Regions from separate parts of the Homo sapiens genome. Here region 2 is linked to region 1. Evidence: read pairs that join two places in POLR2A ChIA-PET (ENCODE). Cell type or tissue: CD4-positive, alpha-beta T cell. All regions are shown on one strand. Each heading gives the region's core, and the rest is flanking DNA. Links, peaks and the distances in the headings are about the cores only.

Region 1 (2,914 bases), core at 204-2,703:
AGCCCAGAGCCTCTTCGTGCCATCTGATAGCTGTTCCATAGCGTATAGGAAAACAGCTGAGACTCAGGGCCTTCTCCAGAGGGAGCGCCAGAGATTACTGCCAGGAGAGTGGGAAATGGTGAGAAAAACATGAGGTGGCTTCCACTCTGCAAGCCCTTAGTACTACATAGGCTTTATTTACATGGTATTGCTGGTTGCTCATTGTAGGGTCAAATTTATGAAGAAAGGGGTAATCAGCTCAGGCACATTGACAACAGCTGGTCTGCTAGCTGACCCAGAACACTTTTCCATATACCAGCCAACAATGCATAATGTCTAAGTAGGCTCTATAAACATCCATGCTGTGTGACTCATTTGTGTAAAGTTCCAGAGCTTGCAAAACTAATTTATGGTGTTGGAGGTCAGGAGCGTGGGTATGCCTGGGTGGAACAGAGGATGAGTAAGAAATGGAAGAGGTGTGAGGAGGCTTCTGCTAAGTGTCTGGGGTTTTTTCAAATCTAAGTTCTGTCCATGGGTATTCATTTTGTGAAAATGGAAAGTCACTTGAGATGCACACATGTGATCTGTGCACTTTATGTATGAATATTCTACTTCTATAAAAAGTTTACACTAAAGGTATGACATCAGATCATAAGGAAAAACTTCCTTCCTCAGTCCAACTCTTTTTTTTTTTAAGACAGAGTTTTGCTGTTGTTGCCCAGACTGAAGTGCAGTGGCGCGATCTTGGCTCACTGAAACCTCTGCCTCCTGGGTTCAAGCGATTCTCTTGCCTCAGCCTCTCAAGTAGCTGGGATTACAGGCGTCGGCCACCATGCCCGGCTAATTTTTGTGTTTTTAGTAGAGACGGGTTTCACCATCTTGGCCAGGCTGGTCTTGAGCTCCTGACTTCGTGATCTTCCCGCCTCGGCCTCCCAAAGTGTTGGGATTACAGGCGTGAGCCACAGCGCCAGGCCCCTCAGTCCAACTTTTATTATTAATAAATTCAGACAAGAGAGGAAAGGAAGACAACAAATGTTAATACTATGTGTCTTCTACATGCAGGCCCTGAGCCAGGTGCTTTCTTTACATCCACCCTGTGAGCCATTTAGCTTTTAATCACTTCTTATTAAGTTTTGATTTGTCTATTGAGGATTCCCAGTTTGTTTGTGTTTTTTTTTAGTTTGATTCTTTTAACAGACCAATGATCATATCAATATGTTTTTGAATCTCAATGGAATACTTTTGAATAAATGCTTCTGTGGGCTGCTTATCCAATGAATAATCTAGAAATTCATTTCAACACACTAACATGGATATCACCACCATTTGAGTGACTTTTGAGGTCGTGGAAGTTGATGGCACTGCCCATGGAGAGTAGGCAAGGAGGCAGAAAGGAAAGAACCCAGACCCCCCCCCCGCCCCACCCCCAGAGAACACTGGCATTTGCAGGACGAATAAACAGCCTTCTGCTTAACAAGGGTAGCACAGCACAGGCCAGCTAGACAGAGGTTCATGATCGCTCTGTAAGGATGCTTGGATAATTCAATCTTGTTTTCACTTTATAAAAGTGAAATAGCTTTGGGCTGTTGTGAAATTCTCTGTCTGAAATTTTAGGTTAGGACCCAAACAATAACCTGATGTGAATTTAGTAGCACTGCACTTGTCCTCCTTAAACAACTTTATCTAAAAGATGCCTATAAATATTTTGTATAAAACTTCCGGAATTGGCTGATAAGGGGACTTTCCTTTTTCTTCTGCGTCAAGTTCAGAAAAAGCTAAAAGCAAAAAAGGAAGCAACCAAATATGGGCAGTATGCAGTAACTAATGAAGTGAGTGATGTGGCTTGGAATATACAATGTGCTCAAATGTTTTACCGCTGGGTTCAACCCAGTTAGTATATAGAAGTTTGTAGAGTTCAGCCGGGTGTGGTGGCTCACACCTGTAATCCCAGCATTTTGGGAGGCCAAGGTGGGCTATCACCTGAGGTCAGGAGTTAGAGACCAGCCTGACCAACATGGAGAAACCCCATCTCTACTAAAAATTCAAAATTAGCCAAGCATGGTGGCGCATGTCTGTAATTCCAGCTACTTGGGAGGCTGAGGCAGCAGAATCATTTGAACCTGGGAGGCGGAGGTTGCGATGAGTCAAGATCGCACCATTGCGCTCCAGCCTGGGCGACAAGACGGAAACTCTTGTCTCAAGAAATAAAACTGTAGAGTTCATGGGGTCATTTGTATAGAAGGAAATTTTATTGAAATCACTAGTTTTTTTTCTTTTATGTATGTGAAAATACTATTTCTGAAGTTCTCTTCTCTTCGTCACCTAAATATGGCAATTTTTTCCTACAATCTGTCAACGACTATGCCAAGAAGCAAACAATGTGAGTTCTACCACATAAGAGAAACTTCCTTTATACATTCTCCACAAAAGATTTCAATGTTATTTCGTATACCATCTTCAGACAGTAATTTATTTGTTTTACTATTTTTGCTGTTGTTGCTTCAGGCCTGATCATTTTCCCCATTTCCTAATAGGAACCAATTTCCTGTTAATTGCTATTAAATTTGTTTGCTCATCCTTTGTCATATATATATATATATATATATATATATAAAATTTAAATGATTTTAAAAAATAATATATGGTCAAAAATCCTTGTATTGAAAGGATTGAAAATCCCCTAGGTGAAGGTTTGTATTAATACTTTTTGTTTAAATCACCTTCTTTTTTATCTATTTCTGAGCTATAGAACTCTTGAAGAAATAATTTCACTGTTCTTAAGAAAAACTCAGAGATGTGGTTTGGTCATAACCCTATTCACACTTGCTTGAGGCCCATTGGTGGATTAATGCTCTCCTTAAGAAGCATGATTATCTGAGGCTTGGTATAGGTTTTCAGGCACCTTAGCTCTTTTCCTGTTAGATGTCAGTATCAT
Region 2 (2,914 bases), core at 97-2,596, 120 kb after region 1:
TTGTCACAGTCTGGAGGCTGGAAGTCCATACTCGAGCTACTTACAGATTGGTTTCTCATGCGAGCACTCTCCTTGGCTTACAGGTGGCTGTGTGCTCTGTGGTCTTCCCTCCGTGTATGCCTGTGTCCTCATCTCCTCTTCTTATTAGGACAGCAGCCATGCTGGATTAGGGCCCACCCTGATGACCTCATTTCACCTTAATTACCACTTTAAAGGCCCTGTTTCCAAATACAGTCCCATTCTGAGGTACTAGGGGTAAAGACTTCAACATGTGAATTTAGAGGGGACACCATTCAGCCCATAATCTATTATGCCTCTAGGTCACTGGCAAACTCCTGTAATGACAAGCGAAATGAGAGCCTGATAGTAAAAATCAAAGCACTTTGACCTGCCTGGGCAGTTTTCAAGCAGTCCCTTTGGGCTTATAGAAATAAACAGACTGGGCATGGTGGCTCACACCTGTAATCCTAGCACTTTGGGAGGCCGAGGCAGGAGGATCACTTGAAGCCAGGAGTTTGAGACCAGCTTGGGCAGCAAAGCAAGGCCCTGTCTCTGCAAAAAATGTTTAAAATTAGCCAGGTGTGGTGATGCACACCTGGGGTCCCAGCTACTCAGGAGGCTGAGGTGGGAGAGTTGCTTGAGCCCAGGAGTTCGAGGCTGCAGTGAGCTATGATTGTGCCACTGCACTCCAGTCTGGACGACAGTGAGACCCCATCTTTTTAAAAAAATAAAATAGTATAGAAATAGCCAAGCTCCAGAACAGTTCCACATGTCTTCACAGCAGTGGCAACCTTGAAGGGAATAGGTTCAGGAAAGGCAGGGACTGCTCCTTAGCCGTCTGTTTTAGAAGAAAACTCGCCTTGATGTTCATTGGGGTTCAAAATAATCAAGTTCTGCAGAACGAAGCTGGGCTGTGGCTGGGGTCCTGAGGCCTCCGCGGGGCTCTCACCCCGTGCAGGCAGGGGGCTGCAGGCAGGAGTGAGGCGCGGAGATGTTTACCCGGAAACAGGCCTCTCCTTGGAGAAGTGTCCTGAAAAGCCCACGGTCCCGCGGGTATGGACCGGGCACATGCACACTTCAGCGAGCAGGAAGCGCTGGCTAAGGGAGGGACTGGAAACGGCGTTTTCCACAACAGGGAGCCAGCATTGAGGCGCCCAGATGGCATCTGCTGGAAATCACGGGCCGCTGGTGAAGCACCACGCCTTACCCGACGTGGGGAGGTGATCCCCCACCTCATCCCACCCCCTTCTGTCTGTCTCCTTGTGCAACCCGAGTGTTCAGGTGACAAGAGACTGACGCGCTTGCTTTATCCGCAGGCTGAACGAGCGCGACCGCCTGATCAAGAGGCTGGGCCGGAAGACGCCCCCGACGCTGTTCCGGGGCAGCTCCCTGCAGCAGGGCGTCCCGCGTGAGTACCGCGGGCGGGGGCTGATGGAGGAGTGGGTGTCGGTGCGGGGCGGGGGTTGATGAGGAGTTGGGGGAGCGGGCGCTGATGGGGGGCCGGGTGAGTGCTGACGGGGGGTGGGGGCGGGGCGTGCGTTTGGAAGTGGAACTGCAAAATGTGTATTTGGCCCCAGGAACGTGCAGCTTGAGTGTAGGCAATTCCCTGGGACCACAAAATCCGTAAACTTAAAATCCTGGTGTGGTTATGATCCTTCCGTCAGCCTCCCAAGAGGAGTTTTTTAAGGTTGAAGCAGTATGACTTTTAAACTGTTGCCCCTAAAGATAGCAATATGAACTGTTTTGTGTAGTGTTGCCATATTGATTGAAACAATGACCATCATTGGGGAAAAACATCATGCTTCTCCCAGGAAGGCTGCCCCACGTCTAAGCCTGGCGTCCCCCTGCCACCCCCGCCCCCACCTCCAGATTCCAGAGGAGAGTGGGAGGCTGTGAAACATCCCCTCTCCACTGCCCCCGACTTTGGAGCTCAGGGGGAGCTCATGGGCTTGTTTTTAGCAATCCAGTCATCAGATCCCAGCTGAGGCAGATCCAGGCCACCTTCCCCAGGGCCAAGGCCAACCCAGCCCTGCCTCTCTGTGTCCTGCGGCCTTCCCCAGCCCCCTCTCCACCCCCATCACGTGCACACGCCAGCTTTTCCTCCCATACTTACTCCCTGCCTCCCTTTCCCTTCCGGAGGAGTTTAGAGGGAAACGACTGGTAGAAAGAGATGAGTTGGGCCGGACGCGGTGGCTCACGCCTGTAATCCTAGAACTTTCGGAGGCTGAGGTGAGTGGATCACTTGAGGTCAGGGGTTGGAGACCAGCCTGACCGACATGGTGAAACCTCGTCTCTACTAAAAATACAAAATTAGCTGGGCGTGACGGCACATGCCTGTAATCCCAGCTACTTGGGAGGCTGAGGCAGGAGAATCACTTGAACCTAGGAAGCGGAGGTTGCAGCGAGCCGAGGTCATGCCATTGCACTCCAGCCTGGGCAACAAGAGCGAAACTTGGTCTCAAAAAAAAAAAAAAAGAAAGAAAGAAAGAGACAGATTTATGAACGTGAAGAATCATTGTTCACACAGTACAGGCAGTGAAGGATCTGTGTTCTGTTGAGCTCTGCCTGTCAACAGGTATTTGCAGACTTTCTCAATGGAGAGAGAAGGAGGGAGACAGAGTATCATTGCTTTTCAGTAATCTACCCCCTGTCCTCACTTTCCCATGTGGAATATCGTATGGGAAGAAGGGGACTGACATGCTTCTGTCCTTTAATGCTCCACTGCCCTGGGAGGTGGGTAATGCCACCCCAAGGACACAAAGCAGAGGCTCAGGTCAGAAAGTGGGTGGCCCAGCATTGCTCAGTGGCATGCCATGAGGTCTGGATTGCAGCCTCAGACTCTGGCCCAAAAGAGAGGTAAGTCAAGAAGTTTGATGGGACAGGAGTGCTAACTGTAGGGCAGCCCTCTGGAGAT

The links. ChIA-PET counts read pairs that join two places held together with the same protein. Peaks named below come from ENCODE experiments on the same cell type or tissue, not always from the same donor. Only the 100,000 strongest peaks of a DNase experiment are listed, where the experiment ranks them.
Region 2: POLR2A ChIA-PET joins it to region 1 with 5 read pairs; 3 of 35 experiments call an interaction of 5 or more read pairs at or near these places.

Annotation. Positions count from the first base shown.
Region 1 is chr13:25,886,683-25,889,596 of GRCh38, forward strand. All of the region lies in intron 33 of ATP8A2 (ATPase phospholipid transporting 8A2), which reads left to right. Among named protein-coding and RNA genes, the nearest start is that of SHISA2, 160 kb to the right of the region's middle. In CD4-positive, alpha-beta T cell, for the core only: no CTCF peak of the experiment used is centred there; DNase peaks (open chromatin) are centred at 1,759 and 2,109; H3K27ac peaks cover 398 bases.
Region 2 is chr13:26,011,215-26,014,128 of GRCh38, forward strand. ATP8A2 (ATPase phospholipid transporting 8A2) reads left to right here. Exons shown (of 37, transcript NM_016529.6): 36 at 1,317-1,408. Among named protein-coding and RNA genes, the nearest start is that of SHISA2, 39 kb to the right of the region's middle. RefSeq lists enhancers at 646-1,146, 1,147-1,647. In CD4-positive, alpha-beta T cell, for the core only: no CTCF peak of the experiment used is centred there; a DNase peak (open chromatin) is centred at 1,327; H3K4me3 peaks cover 1,303 bases; H3K27ac peaks cover 874 bases.